Regions from separate parts of the Homo sapiens genome. Here region 2 is linked to region 1. Evidence: chromatin loops called from intact Hi-C (ENCODE). Cell type or tissue: endothelial cell of umbilical vein. All regions are shown on one strand.

Region 1 (8,000 bases):
AAGCAAGAGTTGGTTATAGGTTGCCCGAGTAAGTGTCGATTTCAGCTTAAAGTGAATTGGAAAATTGAGCCTAATTATCCTAGGTAATTACTTCAACTCTCCACTTGACTTTCCTAATGCAGATCTGTCGTGGGTGTTCAAAAAGACACCCCCCTCTATCCCTGCATACCCTGTTATCACCTTTCAAAGTTGCTGTCGTAAAAGTACCGTCAAACTGAAAAGCAACTGTACACATAAAGAGATAGCAAGAAGCAAAATTAAAATAAAAGACTCAATCAGTAAAGAGATAATTTTTGTAGCTTAAAATTAATTTATTTAACAAATATAGCTATAATATAAATGATAATAAAATTTCAAATATACAGTATATTACATAGTACACACAATCCCTTCCAAAGGGATGTTTGAGAGCCACACAAATGTACTGTTAAATAGAAAGAGTTTTTTTTTTTTTTTAATTTTACAATTGTGTTTCTGGTACTGGTAAGAGAGAGGTCCCTTCAACCTACCTTTGCAACACATCTGTGTTTTCCCTGCCCCCCAGAGCAAATGTTTTGTTGTTGAACTTGTCTTAAATTTTCCAATGGAAGAAGCTAGGATTCATCTTCCTGGCTGGCTAGTCTTTTTTTTCTCTTTTCTTTTTTTTTTTTTTTTTTTTTTTTTTTTTTTTTTTTGAGATTGTTCTCATTTCCAAAATCGTCAGACACCGATTTCTCTGCGCTTTTCTTGCCTGGTGTCAGGACAGGGAAAAGCTATGCAGGAGACATGGCCTCTAGCTCTGTTCAACTGTCAATTCTGCTGGGGACCTTAGATAAATCTGTTAACCTCTCTGCCCTCAGTTTCCCCATCTTTAACTCGAGAGTGTAGATCTAAATGCTAGAAGAGTACTAAGGGACTCTTCCAGCCACTTTTTGGCAGGGATCAGACTTCGGAGAGTGAACTCAGGGAGCAAAGAGGTGAAACTGGAGCAGTGTGAGGGTTAAAGGGAAGGCGGCTGGCGGTGCCGAGCAGGGGAGCACGTCGGGGGTACAGCACCAGGGCTGGAGGAATCGGCTGGCCCACAGGTGGGCGACCTGGGACCCTCTATGTCAGGTGGTACATGCTGTAGCCCACATGGGCCGTGTAGAGTCCCACGGGCGCCACAGGCAGCGCGGCGCGCTGGAAGGGGCCAGAGGCACCGTAGAGCGAGGCACCCGCCGCGGCCGCTACAGCTGCGGGGCCGCCGAGAGGGAAGGAGAGGCCGAAGGCAGCCGGTGGCAGCATGGGCTTGGCGGCCATCTTCAGCTTCTCCAGCTCTGCCTCTTGTAGTCTCTTTGCCTTGGCGCGGCGGTTCTGGAACCATATCTTCACCTGCGTCTCAGTGAGGCTGAGCGAGCTGGAGAACTCCGCGCGCTCGGCGATGGACAGGTACTGCTTCTGGCGGAACTTGCGCTCCAGCGCCAGCAGCTGCGCGGTGGTGAAGGGCGTCCGCGGCTTACGGTTCGTCTTGTGTTTGCGGAGGGTGCAGGCTGGGGGGCTCAGCCGCCCTGAGGGCCGAAAGAAAAAAAAAGCAAGGGGTTAAGAGAGAAGCATTGGAGCATGATCAGCCCAAGAAGTAGTAATAATAGCCAAACAATACCAGATATTGAGTGCCGCCAAGTGCCTCGGTGCCGGGCATCGCGCAAGGCACTTGAAATATATTTTCTCCAATTCCCATTGCAACCCCGCAGGGGAGAAGTTCCTGTCTACTTTTTGCAAATGAAGAAACTAAGATTCCAGGAGAAAAATACCCACGTTGAAGGCTCGATGTCCACATCTTAGGCCTAAACAGCTGGGAAGATGTGAAATCACCTTTGTGCTGCCCGGCGGCTTAGGAAGGCCTTCATGGCGGGCCTCCTCCCAGGGCCATCCAGAGGAAAGGTGGATGTTAATACAGTTGACGAACATGCAGAAAGAGGCCCTGCGCCCAGCCCAAGGGCACATTTAGTTTTACGCGTTGGCCAAACATTTATCAGTGCCCACGGAGTGCTTCAGTGTGGGGCTAGGCAGTTTTGTGGCATAGAATCCAAATCAAATTCTACACTTTCCCCGGAACACTTCGCTCCTACGGGATTCTAGGAGTAGTTCCCGCAGACCAGAGATGGAGCAGCGCAGACCATCATGGAGGGTGCACTGTGGCCAGCCCTCTTAGAAACAGAAAGTGTCATCTGGAGCGGAGAACGAGGGGCTGCTTTATTCTAATGGGCTTTTTCTTTAGATTGTCTCAGTCCTCTGTTGGATCGCGTTCACCCCTGGCGCCAGGGCCCTCTGGCCCCACTCAAACGTTTGTGTGTGTGTGTGTGTGTGTGTGTTGATGTTGTTGCGGGGGGAGTGTTGAGATCGCCTCTCCCCTCAACCTGTGGCATAGTCAGCAGACATCAACATGCCCAGCTGTCTTTTTCTTTTGGCTTCAAAATAAACCTCAAGGGTGGACAGTGAAGAAGCATCAGAGCGCAGGACTAGTGCAGGTCGGGGATGGGGTCTGCTGGGGACTGCCCCCGGATAAAATGTGGAACAAATTATCCCAACACAGCCGGGATCGCTTTGACTTCGGGGTCTTGGGGCCCAAGGCCCTAAGCGTTGGAAAGGACACTTTGCCTATGCAGCAGCTTTCCCGGCAGAAAGTGAATTCAAATCGAAGATGTTTCACCACGCGGGTTTTGCCTAAGTATGCATTTTTTCACACCTCTCTAAAAAACAACCACAAACAAACAGAAAAAACAAAACAAAACAAAGAAAACACAACGATCCTTTGGACTTTCAGACCACCAGGATGTGAGTCAAACGAAATCTCGTGTTAACACCCCGCTTCTTCCCTGCTGGAGGCCACCGGGAGTCCGGGAAGCGCTTGGCCCCCAACTAGCTTTCCGCCGGGCCGCCCGAGGGGCGGGCGCCGAGAGAAACGTCACTCCCTTCAGCGGCGACAACCCAGAGCGGGGCCACCTTCTCCGGCCATTAGGCTTAGGGAGGGACTGGCCTTTCAAAGACGTTTAATCCCCAGATAAAAATCATTCCTCAGCATCACGCCATTGAAATCTGGCTGCTATTATGCCGAGCAAAATAATCGGAGGAAACGAGGAAAACTTGGGAATTTCCCGTGCTCCTGAAATATCTCCGAGCGTGTTCTCTGAGTAGAGCAGCCAGGGGGCCGTGAGGCCTTGGAGCGAACCGCCTTGGGCACCTGGAGTCCACTTTAATGGCTCAGTCCTAGACGTTTGGGAGCTTCCCATAGGATTAGCGGGGGCGCCTTCCCCTAATTGACTTGGTGCCCCGCCCCCTCCACTGGAACCTGAATGTCCCCACCCCTGAATCATCCATCCGCCCAAAGCACCAACTATCTGCCTCAAACTCAAAGGGCATGGGGAGGTAGAATTCTGTAGGAGCTTCGGAACCTCTAGGCAAAGAGGTACTTGAAAGGGAAGAGGGGCTGGGGGACACCAGCTCCTACTGCGAGAAAGTGAAACTCCGGGTGCAGGGAAGATACCGCACCACACACATTCATCCGCTGGGGTGAAGCCGATGAAACAGAGTTTGGGATCAGATGAGGGATCATGGACCCCTGAGGTCGTTTGGTGGGGGCAGGAGGACAGGGTGCCCAGACATCGGTGTCCTATCCGTTAACTCCCACCCGCAGCGTCTCTGGGCCAAGGCGAGGAGGTCTGGAACCTTCTTCCTGGGTGGGAGTGGAGGGAGGCGCAAGACCCGGCCTTGCAGCCCACGGCTCCCTAGCACCGGCTGCAGGTACGCAGGCGCCGGAGGCCACCAGGAGCCCTCGGGTCCCACACCCCACCCGGCCCCCACCCGGCCCCCTCCCTCTGCGCCTGGGTTCTGGCTACTCACTGGCCGGCGGCGGGGAGAAGCGGGGGCTCTGCATCCACGGGGTCCTCTCGGGCTTCTCGGGGCTCTCGGCTTTGACGAGCGCATCTTCTGGCAGCTTGAGGAGTCCCCCCACCGAGAAATGGCCGAGCGGCCGCGGCGAAGAGGGCGCGTCCGGGGCTCCCAGCGACCCCGGCGGGACGCCCAGTGGCTGCGCCGAGCCACCCGCCGCCTGCACGCCCTCGGAGGGCGCCAGGGCGCTCTCCTTGGCCCCCGGCTTCCTGTGGTCGGCCATGAGCGCCTCCACGCTGAAGGGCAGGAGCGAAGGGGACACTTTGGGCTTGGCCCCCTCCTCGTCCGCGCCCATGGCGGCTGCCGTGGCCGCGGCGGCGCTGGGGGCCTGGCCCGCGCCTCCCCCCGCCGGCTTGCCGAAGGCGGAGTCCTCCACTTTGACACCGAGTGGCAAAGAAGTCATGTCAGCAGCCGGGGCCATGCAGAGCCGGGCCCCCCCTTCTGCCGCAGCACTGGCCAGCCGCCGGGCATGGGCTCCGGGCGGGCTGGGAGCGCGGCCGGCCTCTGCGAGCGCCCGGGGCCCTGGCCGGGCGGACCCTCCCGCGCGCGCCTCCCGCCCCTCCCCAGCAGGCCAGCTCCGGCGTGCTGGGCCTGGCCTCCGGTCGCTGCCGCCGCGCAGGCAGAGTTCCCGGGAGCACTCGCCGGCTCCGGGCCCTACCGCGGCTCCCCAGAGAACTTGCTAATAAGGCGAGGCCAGCGGGGCGGCGGCCAATCAGCGCGCGAGGGGGCGGGCCCGGAGCGATCCATTGGGCCGCGCTCCTGGGGACTCGCCCGGAGGCGCGCTGGGCCTGGGGGCACGCAGGGCAGGGCCCAGGCGGCGGAGGGCAGGGGAGGAGAGGGGGTGCCCGGGAAACTTTCCTCTGCGCTGAAGCCCAAGAGGCCCTCTCTGCGGGAGTCCCCTGGGTCTCTATCTTTCTGTGTTCCCGGGGGATTTTCCCTTGTTCTCGTTCCTTCTCTTCTGCCCTCCTCTCCTCCCCTCCCCTCCCCTCCTCAGCCCTCTTTTCCGCTCCTCTTTTTTTCCCCGTCCTTGTTTCTCTCCTCTACTGCTTCTTTTACCTTTCTCTTTAGTCTGTGGCTGGGTTTCCCTGTGCCCCCCTCCACTGTCTGACCCCCCCTCTTCTTCTACCACAATAATTTGAGTTGAGGTTATTTCTTACACATTCCTTTTATATATAGTTTTTAAAATACGCATGGCTATTTATCCTAGGAGAAAGACATACTATTAACTTCTTTTCAAGAAACGAAACAAAACCAAACCTTCATTTTCTTCCTGTTCTGAAATCTTGTAAACTTTACCTCGAGGTAAAAGTGGGCCTTTGTCTCTAACTTAGAGCTGGAGTAAACCTTGCGGGAAGAAGCTAGCTTCCTGTAGTGCCAAGGATGTGAGAATACGTAAGATTATCTAGAATCTGCAGTCGGTTTTCATACACGATGTGTATTCCCCCCCCCCCACCCTCGCTCTGAACTTCTGTCCCAAGGGTCACAACACCTATAGCGCCCGGGCGGGGAAAGGAGCTGCCAGATCCTTTTGATATAGAACTTACTGAAATAAAACCAACAGAATCGTCAATGAAACACCGATCTGGCCTTAAGGTGACCTCAAACAACGCGTCCTCGGAAACAATGACATGTCCCTATCTCTGGGCCGCTGATCCTGGAGGGGAGAGGCACATTTGGGGGAGGGGGCTGGGAAAAGAGGAAAGTTCCTGGAGGTGGACTCTAGTGTGGGACTTGAGAACTCTTCTTTTGCCAATTTCGGAGAAAACGTGATTTAATGTTTGCTGTTAATAATAATAATAATAATAAAGACAGAAAAAATGAGTTGGGGTCAGGGGAGATGCAAGATCTGCCTGAAGCGGGGTCGGGGCTTGGCCATTTTCTGCGCCTGTCGCTTTATGGCCTCTCCTCCTGCGGCCCAGGCCAGCGGCTCTCAGGGAGTGAGCGGAGGTGATTGGCGGCTCACTCGGCCCTGCCATTGATGACTGCGGGGTTCTAATCTCCAGGAAACACAAGGGGCTGCCGTGGCCATTTAGGGGTAATTATCCGAGCGCGGAGGGACAGCGAATTCCCTCGACTTTTAACTGGGCGCAATAAAAGCTGTAGATTAGGGGCGTCCAGATTAGGGAAAATGAATTAGAGCGGGAACTTTATTATCCGGAAGACGTCCGGGGTCTGGCGGCAGGGGTCGGGCTGCGGACGCCGGAGCGATTGGTAGCCTCCCATCTGTCCACAGGCCGCCGAGATATGCTGAGGCCTGGGGAAGTTCGGGAATACCGGCATCTGAATTTTACGCACATCTCCAGGTTTCTAAAGGACCCAAGACTGCAACTCAGGCACTGGGCAGTGGTTGGGGCTTCTAGCTCGAGTTGGGCCGGCTGGACGCGCGGTGCACCGGGGCCTCCGGAGGTTTGCCCGAGAGGGTACAAGGATAGAAGACCTTAAGACCCAATTTTGAAGCTCAGCTCGCTGAGGCTGAGCAAGGCTGTAGGGCAAATACCTTGCTGGTAGCCCAGCCAGGACAGCGAACAACAGCATCTTCCTCTTCTTCCTCTTCTTCTTCTTCTTCCTCTTCCTCTTTTTCTTCCTCTTTTCTCCTCCTCCTCATCCTCCTCTTCCTCCTCTCCTCCTCATCTCCTCCTCCTCCTCCTCCTTCTTCTTCCTCTTCCTCTTCTTTGAGACGGAGTTTTGCTCTTGTCGCCCAGGCTGGAGTGCAATGGCGCGATCTCAGTTCACTCCAACCTCCGCCTCCCAGGTTCAAGCGATTCCAGGACGGCGAACTTCTATTGCTCCCGTTCTAATCAAACTCTCGTCAGAACAACCCCCTCCGCACCCAGCCAGAATCTCCCTTTGTGGCCAGGTTAAAGGGGGAGAGGAAACAGAGGCCTATCTGCTTTTGGGGCCATTTAAAAAGCGAGCAGTGTGCCTTTTCGAGTCTTTGCTTAGTTCCGCCCTCGCCCTCCTTCTGCAAATGTTTTGCTCCCAGGTCTCTTTAAGAATCTGATACAGCCAAGAACTTCTTCCCTAGAAAAATGCACACCTACAAAAACACATTACAAGCAACGGGGCAGACAACTTCGGGGGCTCTGGTCCCAAGTGGAGTCCTCCAGTTAAGAACCCCTGCTTTAGGGCTGAGCGGGGGCTTGAACTCAGAGAGCGAAGCCGCATGGTGCAGCGGGGGCTAGTGTGGAACTTGCGGCGGTCGCAGTTGAGGAGCGCAGCAAGGCCTGGACTCCGCCGCGGGGGGGGGGGGGGGGGCGGGGGGCCCGGGGGCGGGCGGCCTGAAAAGGGCCGCATCGCTAATTGCGGGGATAAACAATGTGTCACGATTCCTCAGCGCGCCTAATAGGCAGACTAGGATGTTGTTTTAAGGCGCCAGCGGCGGCCGGATCAAAGGCTGCACCCGGCGCACGGGCCCTTGAAGTCGCGCCCCTGCCTCCGGGGAGCAAATCGCCTGGCCCCGCAGCACCGGCCCCGCAGCCAGCCCCTCGGCTTCCCGAGCCGGGTCTGAACGCCACGGTGTCTTCTTTATAGGTTCGGCCTGGGTTCGTGTCTGCTGTCGCCCCGCGCGGCAGGTTAACCGCGTGTAAACGTTGCTAGGCGAGAAGAGTGCATCGGCAGAGAAGGGGGTTCAGACTCAATTCCGTGTCAGAAAAGCGCGGGGCTTTCCCATTGCTCTGCCCCTGGATTGCGAGAGAAAGAAAGGTGCCGGCAGTCTCAAGAGAAAGGAGTCAGATAAAAGAAATAAAATGTCTGCCTGTTTCCCAGGGCGTTGTTTGTTCCCGCGGGAGGAAAGCCACGAGTTACAGGGGCAGTGAGAGGGAGACTTCTCTGAGTTATTTTTTGTCTAGGACTTTACCGATTTCCCGGCCCAGGGGTTCAGCGAGCAGGCAGGCCCTGGGGCTGAGCCTGTTATCTCGCCGCCAGCTCTAACCTCGAGGCGTTTGTACCCCCGGCATTTCTCTGCGCTGCCGCTGCAGCCGAGAAAGCCGGGCAGTAATTCATGCCTGGCAAGGGCAGGGCTGGCCCCAGCAGATAAAGCTCGGGGACTGGCGCTCCGCTTCCATCCTCTAGACTTCTCTCCCCTCCCCTCTCGC
Region 2 (8,000 bases), 390 kb after region 1:
CATATTTAATATGGCGGTGTAATCAAACCGTAGCTCACTGATGAAAACTCTTTTCCATGATAGACCATCAGTCTGATGGAAGACTGTTCACTTGTGAGGACAGATGATCTTGTGAAGCTGTTAGGTTGCCCAGTCTTAGTAGATTTTACATGGTGATGCTGCACCTTCTGAACACACCTCAAGTAAGAGGCATTCTCTTGATGTATATACTTATTCCTACTTTATCATATTAAGTGACTCTTCCAAAATTAGCACTGCATGTGGAAACATTTAAAGTCCAAAACATAGGCCGGATATGGTGGCTTATGCCTGTAGTCCCAGCACTTTGGGAGGCCAAGGGGGGAGGATCACTTGAGCCCAGGAATTTGAGACCAGCCTGGGCAACATAGCAAGACCCCATATCTACAAAAAAGAAAAAAGAAAAATCCAAAGCATACAACTACTTAACCTCTCTAAAAATGTGAAAATGTAATGAGCACGTCAGAATTGTATGCGCTATAATATGCGGTCTTTGCCAGTTTATTCTGAAAAATAGGACTGAGTCTAACAGTAAATAGATTAAGCTTGGCCAAGAGTCTTTATAAAGTTAATGGTAGTCATGTGATTAAACAGTCAAATCATTCTCTGCAGAGATAATTGTATTATGCTATTTGGGGACTTAGGTATGCCTATGTAGATAAATCAAAGATTTGTTGAACTTTTTTCTTTGTTGTTGATTTGTCATGTTTTTTTTTTTGTTTTTTTTTAAAGAAATTAATAGAAAATTCAGAGCTCTCAAATTTCTAAAGAAATCTTAATGTTCCTTTATTTTTTCATTCTCAGCATTTAAAATATCATACATTGTGTTCCTGTTAAGTATTGAGTTATTATACTGATGTAATTTAGTCAGTAATTACTTAACACACCTCTTATCAAGAATTCTGTTTAATCCTGAACCACCTGCACTCTGTTTTAATAACCTCGTTTCATAGAAATTTCCCATTACAGAGCATATGAAGTTGGGATCACATTTGTTAGACTAACTGCAACCTCTTGTATAATAATTATGTGCTTGTGGGCCTCTGTGGAGCTTGCTTGCTCCTGGCATTCATCCCTAGGCACCATCCCTCCCTTGTAGAATAGAACTAACTAAAAGTAGGGGTGGGCAGCTGGATCTAACCTGTACAGTAGATTCCTCTGCACTTTTCAAAACTTTGTATGGAAAACTTTATGGCTTCTAAAAAAACACCTGTTGTGGATAGTAAGGTTCTTAGTAGGTGTATTAGTTTCTCATTGCTGCTGTAACCAATTACATCAAACTTGTGGCTTACAACAACACAGATTTATTATCTTATAGTTCTATAAGTCAAGTGTCCAAAATGGGACTCCCTGAGCTAAAATCAAGGTGTTGGCAGGACCGTGTTCTTTTCTGGAGGCTCTAAGGAAGGCCCATTGCCCTGCCCTTTCCAGCTTCTAGAGGCTGCCCACATTCTTTGGCTTCCTTTCCCCATCTTCAAAACCAGCAACATTGGAATGAGTCTTTCTCACATTGCATTACTCTCACTCTCCCTTCTGCCTCCCACTTCCACATTTACCGACCCTTGTGATTGAGCCTACCCAGATAATTCAGGATAATCTCTCTACTTTAAGGTCAGCTGATCAGCAACCTTAACTCATGTGCTGCATTAATGCCCTGTTGTCATGTAACACCATATAGTCACAGGTTCTGGCGATTAGGAGTTGGACATCTTACAGGGGGATGGGCCTGGGGAAGCTGGAAAACCATTATTCTGCCTACGGTAGCAGGTATAATCCTTCTGGGATTATTCAGTACCCACTATTTATTCAATATTTAGTAAAAGTTTCTGAGGGTCTGCTTTGTGCCAGAAACTGCCTGACAAGCTCTGGGGAAAGAGAGAGGACTCTCTGCCCTCTCAGAGTTTGCAGTCTGGTGAAGGGAAATCAGTTTATGAACTAGTCATTGTTATCATGAAGGAACAGGTGCTGAAATAGATGCACATGTAGCGTTTTGTGCGGGAATGGGATCTGACTGCAGCTGGGAGTGTAGGGTGAGTATGAGGAGGAAAAGAGAATCTTGAATGAGGAGGAAGAATTTGCCTGGGAGAGAATGATGGGTAGGGCGTTCCAGGGAAAGGGAGAACCATATGGGTATGCAAGTGAGGGGAAGGCCTGGGACTTGGAGGCTGGAGTGGTGCGGGGTGTGCGGCAGGGACTTTCAGCGCTGAGTTGTGAAGGGCCTTGAGTGCTGCATTTGGGAGTTTGGACTTTTTCCCGTTGTTTAGACACTGAGATGACTCATTGGCTTTCCTTTGGCAAATCAGCATGCAGAGCTGCTTCCTTTAACTGCAGTGTATTTTGAAACCAGAATTCACCACTGTCGAATGTATTCTACCCACGCATTTCCCTTGCTTTGCTCATTTATGCTGTTCACATGGCCCCTGGAAGTAGTTGAGTGTTTGACCCCTGGTAGGCAGGGGAAGGAGGTAAGGAGATGGAAACCATTGAAGGTTTTGAAACAGAGGAGTAGCTTGGTCAAATCTTTTATGTGATGGAATGAACACCTTGCTTGCGTATCTCTTAATTTTTTTCCCAACAGACTTAAAAGTCAGATTTCCGACCGGGCGCGGTGGCTCACGCCTATAATGCCAGCACTTTGGGAGGCTGAGGCGGGCGGATCGCGAGGTCCGGAGATCGGGACCATCCTGGCTAACATGGTGAAACCCCGTCTCTATTAAAAATACAAAAAAATTAGCCGGGTGTGGTGGCGGGTGCCTGTAGTCCCAGCTACTCCGGAGGCTGAGGCAGGAGAATGACGTGAACTTGGGAGGTGGAGCTTGCACTGAGCCGAGATGGCACCACTGCACTCCAGCCCTGGTGACAGAGCAAGACTCCATCTCAAAAAAAAAAAAAAAAAAAGTCAGATTTCCTGATGCAGCCTAAGTGGAAAGCAGGAACAGGATTGTAAGGCAGGCAGGCATGGTGGTGCACTGGGAAACACGCTGAATTTGGACTCAGTCCTGAGCTTTTGAAACCAAGCTCACATACTAAATGTGTAACCTTGGACAAGTCACTTAGCTTTTCCCAAACTGGTTAATGAGAACAGTAAGAATCATAGCACAGCAGGGTTGTTGGGAAGAGAAATAGGCCATGTACGTGAAAGTGTTGAGCAGTGTCAGGGATGGTGGACAGTCTCTCAGTCCTGATTTGCTATCTGTGAAATAAATGAATATTGTGACCATACTTAATTCTTTTTCTTTGATTTGTTTGCTTACAATGCCTTAGGGTGTTTTTCTGAATCACATTTATAATAAGAGTCTAGACTATGTGGGAAATTTAGCTGAACCCAAACTGACATATCTCCAGACAAACCATGGATGTTTCTTTTGTGATCAATGCTATTTTGTATTTAGGCATATACTCATTCCACAGTGTTTATTGATCACCTCTGTGCTTCTTGTTGTGCTTACAACTGTAGGGAAAGATGGGCAGCCCCTCCTTGCATAGTTCTGCCACTGACAAAGAAGTGTGTATATAAAAGTTAGGTCAGAGTACATGGCCATGAATAATTGAGTGCCAAGAGTGTGGTGTGCAGAAGTCCTTTTAAGATCAGAGCAAAGTGAAAATTAGCCTGGGTTGGCCTTGACAGAAAAACTTCCATGGAAGAGATGAAAGTTCCGCAGACCTTGCAAGGCTGGGGCCACGTGTGTTTGGAACGAGTGCAAAGTGTGTGAGTCGGAAGCTGGAGTAAGACGTCGTCAGAGGACCAGCAGGCCACTGGCTAGTAATCATTCTCCCTCTGGAAACACGTTTGTCCCTATTGACTGTGGTCTGAGCGTTCTTCCCACCACTTTTTATTTATTTGTGAATTGCTAGTTCCATGCACAGTACCTGGCATGTAGTAGGTGCTTTAGAATAGGTTTTTATTATACTAGAAACAGCCATCACAAACACAGTGCTTTGTACCTGTATCTTTGAGTTCTTTTTCTTCATCCATGGAAATAGCCCATAGGAAAGACAGAGATTTGCTATGTGGGGATAAATTGTTACCCCTGAATCTTTGCTTTAACTCTGCTGCTCTGCATGGGCCCTATTTACAAACGCAACAGCTTCAGCTTTAGAACTGTCCCTTAGAACACTTGGAAGAAGGAATACTTGCTGTGCAATTTTAGCTATAAGAAAAGAAAAGGAATTAACCTTATTGAACACATGCTATGTAATTACTAGACATGCATTATCTCATTTCGTCTTTAACTTACCTAGAAATCACCTACTCATAGTGTCATAGGTCCTAATAATTAGAGGTGGAAGGAACCATCGATGAGAGACTGAGGCCCAGGAATGGTAACTAATTTGTGACTGTACGAGAGTCCAAAACCGACGGTGCTCAGTTTGTAGCTTCAGAATCTTTCTGCAATTTGCATTTTATTCTCTATTAATTTAAAATTCATTACATGAGTGTAACATATCTATATAAACTGTTGGCTTTCTTTTTTAATTTTAGATTTCTCACATTGGCAAACTGAGAGATTTTCTTCTGGAACACAGGAAAGATTATATTAATGCTTATAGGTAAGTACATATTTTTTTACCAGGACTTTGGTGACTGTGTTCTTTTCTACACCTATATTTCTTTTGCGCTTTTTGCCCTCACCTTTTTCTTAATAACTCAGAGTTGTAATGAGGAAGACCAGTTTGGCAGTGGAAAAATCTCCTCAAAGCAAAAGGCTCTGCTGTACTCCATGTCCTCAAAGTCATGAAATCACAACAGCAATATCTTCCAGTCTATTTGTATCTCTCTATGTACCATTATCTCCTGTCAAATGAAACTCCATGAGTACTTACAGAGCTGTATTTGAAGTTGGGGACACATGTATTTGTATGCCCTCAACCTGTGGAAGAACAAAGTTTTCAAGCCTCTGCTAAGCTATTTTTGCCCATCTCTTGCGGTCCCAGTCTGTGACACCAGTTTTGCTGGTTTGGTGACGTTCTCATGAGCACATTTCAGTCCTTACCCTCACGTCGCTGGATCATGCCTCCCTCGCCAATTCCCAGTCCTCAGTCCTGATGGCCATTTTCTTCTTTTGTCCTTCTCCCAGGCTTTTGACACCTGCTAGAGGCAGCTACACACCCACTTTGGCATAGCCTTCATTTCTTACGGCACTTTTGCTGAATCCTTCTGTTCATCCCCTAATGTTACTCATGTTGACATTCCTTCTGGTGGCTAAGTCTAGTTTCTACTCAGTAGCCAGAGTCTTTTTTAAACTTTAATTGGATTATGTCACCACCTGAGTAAGCCCACCATGAATACTGCATTGGAATTAGCATTAATACCAGCCTCTACACTGCGGTCTCCCCACTCCTGATCTAGCCCCTGGCCTTATTTCAAACACCGCCTTCCCACGACGGTGCTCCAGCCATGCCAGCCTTCCTTAAAGGTGCCATGCCCTTTCCTGGTGCAGGGCCCAGGCCTATGCTGTTCCTCCTCTTCCCATGGTGGTTTCCTTTTCAAACTTAAAGGCTCAACTTAATAGTCCCTCTTCCCAGAGGCCTTCTCTCACTACCCTTTATAAAGTAGGTCTCTTCTGTTAGTTAGTTTCTCCACCCTGTATATTTTCTTCAGTAACAAAACACAATTTGTAATTATTTAATAATTACAGTTTATTATCTGTCTTTGTCACCAGGCTGTACATGTCATGAGGTCAAGGACCTTGTCAGGTTTCCATCGTGTTTCCATAGTTCCTCACCCATATTTGGCACTCAGTAAATACTTGTTGAATGAATGATTTCCTCCTAGTCCTAAAGTCCATGACTAGCCCAGCAGCACTCAACTGTGGTGATTTTGCACCCCAGGGGACATTTGGCAATGTCTGGAGACATTTTTGTTTTTCCCAACTAGGAAGAGGAGTATTGCGCATTTAGTGGGTAGAGGCCAAGAATGTGCACAACTCAGGACAACTCTCCACAACAGGGACTTACCCGGCCCAAAACTGAGGAGGTGCTGACATTGAGATCCCCTGCTGCAGCCTGACCCCTCACTTCAGATTAAACTTCCTGGTTCGTCACAGGTTTATTGAATTCTAGATGCTTAGGGCACATCTGGGGGTAAAATACAAATATTCCTGCCCTCATGGCGTTTGCATTCTCGTGGGCTGGCAAAGACAAGCACTACGTGTATAGTACATTAGGTCATAGGTCCTATGGAAAGAAAAGGAAGAGTAGAACCAAGGTAACAGGGATCGGGAGTGCTGGGAAAGCTTGTGATTCTTACACAGAGTAGTCAGGAAGGCCCCATCGAGGTGGCATCAGAGCCTACTCCTCGGTAAAGTTTGGAACCTCTAATAGGGTCTCTCAGTTTCCTCCTCACCTCATCACCTTCTTTCCACCTGTCATAGAGAAACCCCTCTCTTTGTTTTTAAGGATACTGTCCTACTTGTGTATAAACTAAAGGGAAGAAAAAAGCCAGACGACCAAAAATAGCTGGGAATCATGAATGCAGCAGTACCTGAGAAGTGGTGCGAGTGCATCCTTTATGTCATCACTCACACCGCCTCTCAGGTACCGCTGTGCTCATGATTCCTGGCCAGTTTTCATCATCTGGCTCTTTTCTTCCCTTTAGTTTATACATTCAGCGGTACAAGCATATCCTTTATCTCATCCCTCACACCGCTTCTCAGGTACTGCTGTATTCATGATTCCCAGCTATTTTTGGTCATCCGGTTCTTTTCTTCCTTTTAGTTTATACATTTGACCTTGCTTGCTCCTTAAGCCAACAGGCCCTGTCGCTTCATTTCACGTCAGTGCCAAACATGGGGAGAAAGTCTAATCAGGGATCAGCCAACTTTCTATAAGAGCCAGGTAGTATAGTTTAGGTTCTGTGGGCCACATATGGTTTCTGTCACATATTTTTTGTTTTGTTTTTTTTACAACCTTTAAAAACCTTTAACCATTCTTAGTTCTCAGACCATAGGGAGCCATGCCTGCAGGCTAGACTTGGCCTACGGACTGCAGGTGACGTGACCTCTGCTTCCTCACCTTTTACTCTGCGCCAACCATATGGCTCGGTTTCCCTCACTTTTCTGAAATTTTTCTCCTAATGCTCATCTGTGACTTCCTAATCACCAAATCCAGTGGCTTTTCCTCAAGGGGAATATAAATAGACTTGTATGGTACACACTCTGGTGTGTCTACCTTCTTTTACTCCACATGTTTTTGAGGTTCTTGCATGTTGTGTATACCAGTAGTTTGTTCCTTTCTGTTGCTTTATTATTTTTAATATTCCATTGTGTGACGTTACCATAGTTTGCTTATCCATTTATCTAATAGAGAATACGGGGCTGTTTCCACTTTGAGACTATTAGGAATAAAGCCTTTGTGAGTAGCATCTTCTACAAGTCTCTTTGTGGACATACTGATTTATTTCCTTTGAATAAATACCTAGGGGTGAAATTAGTGGGTCATACAAATGGTAGGTGCATGCTCAGCCTTAAAATAAACTACCAAGCAATTTTCCAAAGTGGTTTTTCACTCCTTGTAGCAATGCATGCGAGTTATAATTGCTCCCTATCCTTGCCAACATTTGGTGTAAATAGGCTTTTCAGTTTTAACCATGATAATGTAACCGAGCCCAGGCTTGGCTGCTCACCGCTTGCAAAGCCAATAACAAGGACGAAAGGAAGGTGACTTTATTTCCAGAGCAAGCAGTGGGAAGGCAGGAGCGATGCTGCGTACTAGGTCTGTGTGTCTCTTTCTGATAGCTATCATCGCAGGCTGGCGACATGTCAGCAATGGCCGGGTTGTAGACTACCCGCCTTGAGGTAATCTCTGGAATTTTGCAGTTAGGTCTCCGTGCTCAGTCTATTTCAAGTTAGCCCCTGCAACTTCCAGGTAAGCACATAATTAGATACATACAGTTAGGTAAATGTGCATGGTGTAAGGGAATGTATGGTGAGAAAGGGAGGGGACGTGGTGTTTCAGAGAAAGTACGTTTCAAGGCTGTATTC

Evidence for each region. Peaks named below come from ENCODE experiments on the same cell type or tissue, not always from the same donor. Only the 100,000 strongest peaks of a DNase experiment are listed, where the experiment ranks them.
Region 2: it touches region 1 in a loop (4-fold over the local background); 20 of 110 quality-filtered maps call a loop at or near these places.

Annotation. Positions count from the first base shown.
Region 1 is chr4:4,856,227-4,864,226 of GRCh38, reverse strand. MSX1 (msh homeobox 1) reads right to left here and starts at 4,562. Exons shown (of 2, transcript NM_002448.3): 1 at 3,859-4,562; 2 at 291-1,526. The coding sequence starts at 4,327. The coding sequence ends at 1,084. RefSeq lists an enhancer at 1,246-1,917 and silencers at 3,971-4,410, 4,421-4,660, 4,681-4,740. In endothelial cell of umbilical vein, no CTCF peak of the experiment used is centred here; DNase peaks (open chromatin) are centred at 3,036 and 4,596; H3K4me3 peaks cover 2,427 bases; H3K27ac peaks cover 579 bases; H3K27me3 peaks cover 2,465 bases.
Region 2 is chr4:4,468,208-4,476,207 of GRCh38, reverse strand. STX18 (syntaxin 18) reads left to right here. Exons shown (of 11, transcript NM_016930.4): 2 at 4,502-4,569. It overlaps STX18-IT1 (STX18 intronic transcript 1), which reads left to right. Exons shown (of 4, transcript NR_126434.1): 4 at 64-87. Among named protein-coding and RNA genes, the nearest start is that of STX18-IT1, 9.5 kb to the left of the region's middle. In endothelial cell of umbilical vein, no CTCF peak of the experiment used is centred here; no DNase peak of the experiment used is centred here.